Regions from separate parts of the Homo sapiens genome. Here region 2 is linked to region 1. A link is an interaction called in ENCODE POLR2A ChIA-PET data of the cell type or tissue named here. Cell type or tissue: PC-9. All regions are shown on one strand. Each heading gives the region's core, and the rest is flanking DNA. Links, peaks and the distances in the headings are about the cores only.

Region 1 (5,372 bases), core at 274-5,273:
GGGACATGAGTGGGGCAAATTCTCAGCTTTCAATGACAAGAACATTGCCTCCAAACCAGCAATTATGGGTGCCCATGAAACTCAAGGGTGGAGAAAAGGGACACTGGCAAAGTGTCTGCTTTTTATCCCACTAATGCCTCTTGAGAAGTGATATCCCTCTAAAGCCAAAGTTCCTGAGATGAGGTTTAACATGGCCACTTTGGAAGAAAAAAAAAAAACCCTCGGCTCCAGGAACGTAACAACAGAAAATAATTAAGGTCTAATAAGGTCAGTGTTCCACCTTAACACCTTTTCAGTTCCAGTTAAAACCTCTACTAATTTGCCAAGAAAAACCAGCCTCACTTGGGCCTTATTATTTGAATCACGTCCTGTCTCTTAATTTAAACGAGAGACTCACATAAGGATTTTTTTTTATTTTAAATTACAATGCTGACTTTCTTCCAGTTGATTACGGTATATGACTCTCTGTTAGAAGGCCATTATTTTTTGCTATGATTTACAAAGCATTTAAAGCGAAATCAATGTAATAAATATCGAAGTATTGTAATAGATAATTCCATATATTTAACTGGAGACACAGCACAGCCCTGGTTCAGGCAGTCAGGAGATGAGCAGGGTGAGGACGGGATGGGGGAGACAGCTGGTATCCACTCTCTTCTTTTCTCCCCTTTTCTTTTCTCTGTATTCATTTAGCCAGGATTCACCCAGCCCTCCCTAAGATTCTGCACACTGGACTTGGGACTGTGGGGAGTCATGGGTGCTCAAGACGCATTATCCAGAGGCCGTGGGCTGTTTGAAGAAATTCCTCTGCAACAACTGGCTCATGAATACTGGAGGCCACCGTGGGTGGGAGGCCACACTAGCACCCTCTAAGGAGCTGTGATGAGAGAAGATTTCTCATCACAGTGGAGGAGAGGTGTGGGTGGGGGGCAGGTCAGGAAAGGCTTTTGCTAGCATCTCCTCCTTTCCTCTTCCTGCTCCTCCCCTCCCCTTCTTAACTCCTCCTTTCCCTCCTCTTCCCCTCCTCTGCCCTCCTCTCATTCCTGTCTCTTCCCTCCCTGGACTGAGCTGTCTCTAGGCCTCTGGCGGCAACCAGCACATACTGGCCTCTGACTGGACAAGCTCAGCTCAGGACAATCAGCCCAGCATTTGCAGATGTGAAAGCCCCCGAGGAGGGCAGAAGTGTGAAGGTGGATAGGGTGCCCAGCCTTCATCTGCCCTCTCAAGTGTGTGACCTTGTGTTCACCCCCAGTGACAGAGCTCACAGCAGTGTTTGCAGGGCCAGTCGCTTTGAGACTGCCTGCCCTGGGGCAGGGAGCAAATTTCAAGCTGCCTTCCTTCCTGTGCACCCCCATCTCAAAAAGGACCCAGAAGCAGGTTCCTTTCCAGCTAGCCCCTGACCTGCCACTCCATGAGGAGCACCCCCAGCCCCGCCACTTCTTCCTGGCCTCAGAGCTATTGTGTGGGGGTCACACATCTGCTCCCAGGTGGGCTCTGCTCCCGGGTTCCTGGCTGGATTCAGAAACTCATGCCCACCAGTGAGGGGGCCACACATGGGCCACCAGCCTATGGGTGGGTCCAGATAACACATCTCCACTGCAAGTCATGTGTTCTGTCTGCAGAGCTATTCGAGTGCCATGGGATCTTAATAAGGGCTTTGTGGACTCAATGCTGCAGCTCGTGATGGGGTGTGGGTAGCACACTTTTAGCAGATCCCAGAGAAGGAAGATGTATGGTCCCTTGCCGTACCACCCCAAGCCTGAACCCAAAGCCCCAAGTCCCTAGCTCTGAACAGATTTCACCATAAATCCCAGGAGGGGACGGGCAGAGGGAAAGGGAGCAGAGAAAAGAGATTTACAGCGAACTTGCTTCCTGACACCTCTTTGGCCCGTCCCATAAAATAACAATATCATCAGATAAATCATACAGAGTCTCAGGGGACCTTCCCCTTGTCTTTGTGGGGTCTTTGAGGGGAGATGAGGAGACATGGTCAGGTCCACCCAGCTGCGTTCTCCCTGGCAATATCAGTTCCAGCTGCCATGAGGACGTCTCAGATTTAATCCCTGGGCTATGTATGGGGTGGTGGGGTAGGAATGAGGTAGGGAAGAAGAGTGTTGGCTATGGACACCCAAGAGACAGCATGGCATAAGAGATTCAGCATGAGCTTTGAGCAAATCCCGGCTCAAATTCCTAGCTGTGTGACCTCAGACAAGTTACTCAACCTCTCTGGGCCTTGGTTTATTTCTCTGTAAATGCAGGACATGGAATATCTACATGACAGGATATGTATGAGGAGTTATTGAGAATAATGTATGCCAAAGCTGGTGTATCGTAGGTACTTAAAATACGGGAACTACCGTAGCCACAAATGTTTTCTCTCATCTAGGATATAAAATGCTGTGGCCGTGTTCCCAGCAGAGGGAATCAAATGCTGAGCCCTCTGCAGAGACACCACACTCCCTTGTCCTCTCTGGCTATTGTCTCAGCCTTGGTCTTTGAGCTTAGAAAGGCAGAGCTCCCCATTAACTCACAATGTGACTGTAAACAAGTTTCTTCCCCTCTCCAGGCCTGTTTCGCATCTATAAAATGAGGAGGTGGAAAGTACTTGGTCTTTAAGGCCCAGTCCATTGTAAGATAAAATCTCAAATCAGGAGAAATTTCTAACTGTAACCAAAGGGAGCAGGCAGGACCCAGACGCTGCAGGCGGTGAAGCCAGCTGAAACTGGCATGGTCATGCAGCCTGGGGCGGACGCTGTTGCCATCCTAGGAAGAGAGTGTAGGGCTCCATCCAACCGGTCCCACAACTCTGACCACCCCAAGTGAGAGATTCCTCTGTCTGCAGCCTGCATGGCCGTGGACACAGTCTGCGGCATTGCACCAAGGGACCTTCGTCCAGGGGGAGGGCTGTGTTTCCAGAGCTGGGAGCTGGGTGGGTGAGGCTCCATCCAGGCTCATGCTTCGTACCTGGAGCAACCTCGTACTTCCCTTCCTGCCTGTGCGGTCTCCTCCTCCCGCCAGTCCTCCCCAACCCTGTTTTTTCCCCTCCCTTCAGCATCTTCAGCTATTAAGGATGATAGCTTGGGCTTGGGCTCCAGCCTTCCAGCCTCTGCCCTCTCTCTCTCTCCCTCCTTCCTTCTTTCCTTTCTCCTCTTGCTTTTCCATCTTCTCCTTGTACTTCATTTCCTCCTCTCTTTCCTTCCTTCTCCAGTTCCTCCCTTTTCCTCCTTCACTGTTTGATTTTTAGCCCTCTGATTTTTTCTTCCTCTTCTCCACTCTTTATTTCTTTTCATCCTCCTCCCGGTCCTTTTTTCTGCTTTGTCACCTCCTTCGTTTTCTTCTCTCTCTGGCTGACTCAGGGGACCGGAGGTGGGCCTATCTGGAGTGAGTGAGTAAGTGTGTTGGGAGGTGAGGGTGGAGGGCTGGAGGGGGGCAGTGATCTGGCCTGAGCCCCTCCAGTATTGCTCCAGCCCCAGCCGCAGGAGGATCAGGAGTTCACCCGCAGGGCAGCTGTCAGCGGCTCAGTGGATGGATGAGTGAAAGTGTAGGGGGTGGGGAGGTGAAGTTGCTGGAGAGGGGGCCCTTTTTAAATAAAAATGAAAGGAGCTTGGCGGATGAAGTGACAGGGACTGTTTCATAATAAGCCCCACCCAAGGCACCTCTGCCAGGGGACCCAGCCCTGCTGCCCACCTCCCTCCAATCCTGTGCCCTGTCTCCATCCCCAAAGTTTCTTTCAGCACAGAGCCTGTTTGTTTCTCTGATCTTCTGGGCAGGCCAGAGAGCAGGCAATCCCCCACACTCAACTCCCCAGAACCACTCCCCGCCCAGCCTTCCCCATCTCCCACTGTGGGGCGGCTGGGATTGGAACCCTGGGCAACCTGCTCACAGAGTGATGTCTGGGCAGATTAGCACCCCAAAGCTGGCAGGCCTATTAGGAGGCCTTTGTGGGGGAGGAGACCAGGGGAGGCGAAAGGGATTTTCCATTCTCTGAGCAACTGGATTACACAGTCAGGGGATCAGGGAAGAACTGCTACTTAAGCTGCCTCTGCCCTGGCTCTCCGCCTCTCACGGGCTCAGCAGGGATCTTACCAAGCCCTGCCTTGCCTGCTTTTTGAAGAATCTTTATGTAACTTGAGTTAGGTTTAGGGGCAAAACCAAGTCTCATCTCCTGCCCAGCCCTGAGCTATTACACCAAACAGGAGCTCAAGAGGGCTCCGCTTGCCACCACTTCCGCCAAGCCTCACCTTCCACAGAGCCCCCAGGTCTGGAGGTGGATCTGGAAGGTGTGACTCAGAATGGTGAAGTGACTTGCTCTGAGTCACACCATGAGTGAAAGGCAACCAGGATAGCTACCTGACTGTGGACTGGATTTATGGGAGAATGTTCTCTGAAGAGTGAGCCAGGTCTGTGCCAGGGACTGGAAGGGGCCCAAGGCTCTGCTGTTCCCCCTACAAGAAGGAAGTTTGCAGTCTGGGCACGGTGGCTCACACCTGTAATCCGAGCACTTTGAGAGTCTAAGGCAGGAGGATTGATTGACCCCAGGAGTTCAAGACCAGCCTGGGTAACATAGGGAGACATCTCTATAAAAAATTTAAAAATTAGCCAGGTGTGGTGGCATGTTCCTGTGGTCCCAGCTACCTGGGAGGCTGAGGTGGGAGGATAGGTTGGGCCCATGAGTTGGAGCCATGATAATGCCACTGCACTCTAGCCTGGGTGACAGAGCAAGACCTTGTCTCAAAAAAATAAAAAAGAAGGAAGTTTGTTCCTGAGTTTTTTGTCAGCCCAATATATGCTTTAGAGGGAGGGGAACCCTACTCCCATTTGTTCTCTCAGGCTGCAGAAGACCAGACCACAGTGGATGGTGAAGAAGAGGAGAGATGTGGAGAAGATTAGGTTGAAAGAGTCCCAAGTCTTAAAGCCTACTCCCAGCCTTATCACTAACTTGCTGTGTGACCTTGGACAAACCACCTCTCCTCTCTGAGCTTCAGTTTTCTTATCTGCAAAATGGAGATGAAAACTTCTCTTTCAAGCATTGTCTTGAAGGGTGAATAAGACAAGGTACTAGAAGAGCATCAGGCACAGCCCCTGGCACATACAGCTGCTCCCTCAATAATAGTGGAAGCAAAGTCTTTTCCCCAGGAGCTGCTGGAAGCAGAATCTTCCACCCAGGAGCTGTGCCCACTCCCTAGGATAGCAGGCTCTGCTACACAGCCAAGCAACTGGTTCTTCCCACCAGGAGGGCAAATCCATCAGATTCAGCAAGATTGGCCTCCCCAGCCTGGCATAAGGTTACTGGGGGGTCATGACCCCATACCTTAGGTCCACTTTCTAGAAACAGTCCGCACACAAGAGGACCAAAGACCCCCACCCTAGCC
Region 2 (5,372 bases), core at 171-5,170, 83 kb after region 1:
CTGCAGTGAGCTATGATCATACCACCGCACTCCAGCCTGGCTAACAGAAGGAAACTCTGTCTCTTACCCACCTCCCACAAAAAAAAGGTAAATTCAGTATTATCCTGATACCCAAACCAGACTAAAACATCACAAAGAAGAAATTACAGGCTGTGCACAGTGGCTTAGGCCTGTTATCCCAATACTTTGGGAGGCCAAGGTGGGAGGATTGCTTGAGCCCAGGAGTTTGAGACCAGTCTAGGCAACATAGGGAGACCCCGTCTCTATAAAAAGCAAAAAAACTATCCAGGCATGGTGGTCCATGCCTGTAGTCCCAGCTATTCAGGAGACTGAGGTGGGAGGATCTGCTTGAGGTTGGGAGGTTGAGGCTGCAGTGAACTGTGACTGTGGCACTGTACTCCAGCCTGGGCAACAGAGCAAGACCAAGAAAAGAGAGAGAGAGAGAAAGGAGAGAGGGAGGGAGGAAGGAGAAAGAGAGAGAGGGGAGAGAGAGAAAAAGGTATGGGAGGAGGGAGGGAGGAAGGAAGGAAGGAAGGAAGGAAGGAAGGAAGGAAGGAAGGAAGGAAGAAAAAAAAAAAAAAGGAACATAAAAAGGATTACACACCATGACCAAGAAGGATTTAGCCCAGGAATGCAAGGTTAGTTTAACATCAAGAATCAATTAATGTATTATAACATATCAATAGAATATGGAAAGAAACCACATGATCATCTCAATAGAGACAGCAAAAGCCTTTAACATCTTCTCATGAGAAAAACATTTTTAAAACTAGAGATACAAGGAAACTTCCTCACCTGATAAAGAGCATCTGTGAAAACCACAAATAACGTCATACTCACTGACCAGAGACTGAATGCTTTCTCCTGAGATTAGGAACAAGACAAGGATGTCTGCTCTTGCCACTTATTCAGCATCATACTATCTAGCCAGGGCAGTTAGGCAAGAAAAAGAAAAGACATCCAAATTGGAAAGGATGAAGTAAAACTATCTTTTATTTGCAGATGATATGATCCTATATATAGAAAGTACCAGCTAGGCACGGTGGCTCACGTCTGTAATCCCAGCACACTGGGAGGCCAAGTGGGTCAGATCAGCTTGAGGCCAGGAGTCAAGACCAGCCTGGCCAACATGGTGAAACCCCGCCTCTACTAAAAATACAAAAATTAGCCAGGCGTGGTGGTGTACGCCTGTAATCCCAGCCACTCGCAAGGCTGAGGCAGGAGAATCACTTGAACCTGGGAGGTGGAGGTTGCAGTGAGCCATGATAGCACCACTGCACTCCAGTCTGGGCAACAGAGGGAGACTCCGTCTCAAAAAAAAAAAAAAAAAAAATACTAAAGAAGCCACCAAAAAACTACTAGAGCTAATTAATAAATGAATTCAGCAAAGTTGTAGGATACAAAATGAATGCACAAAAATCAGTTGTGTTTCTGTATACCAGCAATGAATGACCTCAAAAGGAAATTAGAAAAATAATTCCATTTAAAATAGCATCTGGCTGGGCATGGTGCCTCACACCTGTAATCCCAGCACTTTGGGAGGCCAAGGCGGGCAGATCACAAGGTCAGGAGATTGAGACCATCCTGGCTAACACGGTGAAACCCTGTCTCTACTAAAAATACAAAAAAAAAAAAAAATTAGCCGTGGTGGTGGGCGCCTGTAGTCCCAGCTACTTGGGAGGCTGAGGCAGGAGAATGACGTGAACCCAGGAGGCGGAGCTTGCAGTGAGCCAAGATAACGCCACTGCAGTCCAGCCTGGGTGAAAGAGCAAGACTCCATCTCAAAAAAAAAAAAGCATCTAAAATAATAAAATACCTAGGAATAAACTTAACCTAGAAGATGAAATATTTAACACACTGAACATTATAAATATTGCTGAAAGAAATTAAAGACCTAAATAAATGGAAAGCTGTCCCATGTCCATGGATTAGAAGACTTAACATTATTAAGATGACAGTACTCCCCAAATTGATCTAAAGCTTCAAAACAATCCCTATCAACATTCCTGTTGCTGTTTTTTTTTTTTTTTTTTTTTTGCAGAAATTAACAAGCTGATTCTAAAATTCATATGGAAATGTAAGGACCCAAAATAGCCAAAATTATCTTGGAAACAAAACAAAACAAAGTTGGAGCATTCACACTTTCCAGTTTCAAAACTTACCACAAAGCTCCAATAATCAAGACATTGTGGTGCTGGCATAAGGCTAGGCATATAGATCAATGGAATATAATTGAGAGTCCGGAAGTTAACCTTTACATTTATAGTTCATTGATTTTCAACAGGAGTACCAAGACGATTCAGTGGGCAGAAGAACAGTTTTTTGTTTTGTTTTTTAACAAATGGTGTTGGAGCAACTGGATATCCACATGCAAAAGAATGAAGATGGAGCCTTCCCTCACACCTACACAAAAGTTAACTATAGTGAATCACAGACCCAAACATAAGAGCTGAAACTATTAAACTTTTAGAAAAAAAACAGGAGTAAATCTTCATGCTGCAGGTAGATTAAGTAAGATGAGGGCTGAGAGAGAATTGATCTTGGTTTAGCAATGTGGAAGTCATTGGTGACCTTGACAAGAACTTTTTTTTTTTTTTTTTTTTTTTTTGAGACAGGGTCTCATGTCACCAGGGCTGGAGTGCAGTGGGGCTCACTGAAACTTCTGCCTCCCAGGCTCAAGTGATCCTCCCACCTCAGCCTCCCAAGTAGCTGGAACTAAAGGCGTGCACCACCACACCCGGCTGGTTTTTGTATTTTTAGTAGAGATGGGGTTTTGCCGTGTTGCCCAGGCTGGTCTCACACTCCTGATCTCAAGTGATCTGACTGCCTCAGCCTCCCAAAGTGCTGGGATTACAGGTGCGAGCCACCATGTCTGACCAACAAGAACTCTTTTAGTAGAGTGGTGGAGGGGGTTCAAGAGAGAATGGGAGGAGGCCGGGCATGGTGGCTCACACCTGTAATCCCAGTGCTCTGGGAGGCCAAGTTGGGCAGTTCACTGGAGATCAGGAGCTTGAGAACAGCCTTGGGCAACATGGCAAAACCCCATCTCTACTAAAAATACAAAAAATTAGCAGGGCATGGTGGCATGTGCCTCTACTCCCAGCTGCTCAGGAGGTCGAGGCAGGAGAATCGCTTGAACCCAGGAGGTAGAGGTTGCAGACTTTTTTTTGGTGGCTCCCGCCTGTAATCCTAGCACTTTGGGAGGCCGAGGCAGGTGGATCACTTGAGGTCAGGAGTTCAAGACCAGCCTGGCCAACATGGTGAAACCCCATCTCTACTAAAAATACAAAAAATTAGCCAGGCGTGGTGGCGGACGCCTGTAATCCCAGCTACTTGGGAGGCCGAGGCAGGAGAATTGCTTGAATTCAGGAGGCGGAGGTTGCAGTGAGCTGAGATCGCACCATTGCACTCCAGCCTAGGCAACAAGAGCTAAACTCTGAAAAAAAAGAGAGAGAGTGAGAGGAAATAAATTGGAGACAGTGAGTATAGACAGCTTTGAGGAGGTTTGCTGTAATGGGAATAGAGAAATGGGACAGCTGCTGGAAGGTTTGAGAGAGAGTTTTAAGATAGGAGATGTATTTTGTATGTTGATGGAAATGATCCCGTAGAGAGGTAAAAATGGATGTTGCAGGAAAAAGGTAGGAATTGCTGGTCAGTACACAAGTAGGGAGGGGTTGGTGTGATGGATAGAGGGAAGGCAGGACTTATGAGTACAGTTGCAGGGAGGTAAGGGGTGAGAGCATGTGCAGAGTCCTCATGTGAGTGCTTCTATGTTATTTTATGGTATTTCTTATGAATGAAGGAGCCGAGAGTGATAAGATGTAGGAGGATATGGAGGTTTGAGAAAAGAGAGGGTAAGAAAAAGTTACCTCAGAGAGTGAATGGACTAGGAAAGCGTAGCTGCACTGTCAGGTAGCCTAAAAGACCCACAGGTTACTGGTAATATGAAAGTGAGGCCAGTTTGCAAGATCTGGTCTTTCTCTCACTACATTCATCCATGTGGATGCAGGTACTGAGATTTAACATGGCTTGGGGTTTTGCCACCGAAGTACAGGGAAATAATCCCTTGCCAACAATTCCGAGATTAAAAATCTGAAAACTCGTAGTTTTGTTTGTTTTGGTAAGTTTGGCAAACTATTGTGGTGGCAGCACCTGATCTGAATGAACATGAAGCTATTTATAGGCTTTATTTATCACATATATGTGGGAATATATATTTTGCTACAGAAATTTTGTGTTTGACTTTGGGGTGCTGCCCCAGACTCCGCTGACACATTTATGACATATGCAGTGTATTACCTTTCTAAAATATGAAACATTCTGAATTCCAAGATACATCTATCCCTAAGGGACTGTGGGTCTGTACGACAAAAGGATAGCTTGCAGGGGAGTTCAGGGTGTATATCAGGGGTGATTATCCTGATGGATTTTGGAATCTCATTCACCTGGGTAAGGAGAGAAGTAAGCACAGGAGGAGAGGAAGAGGGATGCTGAAAAGGTGGCAGGATTGATGGTTTATTGATTCTGGTGGGGCTGAAGAATTATTGGCATCTGAAGGCTAGAGGGAGAATGCTGGAAATATAGGGAGAGATTTATTTCAGCTGGGCTTTTGGTTCTTAAGGGACATAATCACAGAATACAAGTTAGTACTACCCTTTCAGTTTCCTACTTGTGAATCGTTCTCTAGTTCAGAATGACTTCCTTTTTATTCTTTAAACACAAATGACATATAGTAAAAGAAACCCTGCTAAATAATGCTAAAAAATAGTAACTGAGCTGGTATCTGAGAGGATCTAAAACCCTTCTTCCTGCCTTTATTATAAATGGAGGGGGAGGTACACACCAAGACATCCATCTAGTGACCAATGGGCAGAATTTTTGAAGTGGGAACTCTTGGAAAATCTAAACAGCACCTTCTGTACATTGTTACTTTTAGTATGGATTAGAAAGCATGGCTTGCTGGGTACAGTGGCTCACTCCTGCAATCCCAACACTTTGGGAGGTCAAGGTGGGAAGATTGCTTGAACCCAGGAGCTTGAGACTAACCTGGGCAACATAGTGAGACCCTATCTCTATAAAAAATAAACAGTAAAAAAAGTAACCAGGCATGGTGGCTTGCGCCTGTGGTCCCAGCTACTCAGGAGGCTGAGGTAGGAAGATCACTTGAGCGCAGGACCTCAGGGCTGTACAGTGAACTATGATTGTGCCGCTATACTCCAGCCTGAGTGACAGAGCAAGACCCTGTCTCTAAAAAAAGAAAAAAAAGAGGTTTCCTTAAATTTAAAAAAGAAAAAAAGAGGGCCAGGTGCGGTGGCTCTTCCCTGTAATCCCAGCACTTTGGGAGGCCAAAGCGGGTGGATCAGCTGAGGTCA

Evidence for each region. ChIA-PET counts read pairs that join two places held together with the same protein. Peaks named below come from ENCODE experiments on the same cell type or tissue, not always from the same donor. Only the 100,000 strongest peaks of a DNase experiment are listed, where the experiment ranks them.
Region 2: POLR2A ChIA-PET joins it to region 1 with 13 read pairs; 4 of 35 experiments call an interaction of 5 or more read pairs at or near these places.

What each region holds. Positions count from the first base shown.
Region 1 is chr17:36,917,422-36,922,793 of GRCh38, forward strand. All of the region lies in intron 1 of LHX1-DT (LHX1 divergent transcript), which reads right to left. Among named protein-coding and RNA genes, the nearest start is that of LHX1-DT, 17 kb to the right of the region's middle. RefSeq lists enhancers at 721-1,240, 1,241-1,758, 3,539-4,735. In PC-9, for the core only: no CTCF peak of the experiment used is centred there; DNase peaks (open chromatin) are centred at 1,090, 2,770, 3,420 and 4,280; H3K4me3 peaks cover 2,891 bases; H3K27ac peaks cover 5,000 bases.
Region 2 is chr17:37,000,889-37,006,260 of GRCh38, forward strand. All of the region lies in intron 8 of AATF (apoptosis antagonizing transcription factor), which reads left to right. Among named protein-coding and RNA genes, the nearest start is that of MIR2909, 30 kb to the right of the region's middle. In PC-9, for the core only: no CTCF peak of the experiment used is centred there; no DNase peak of the experiment used is centred there.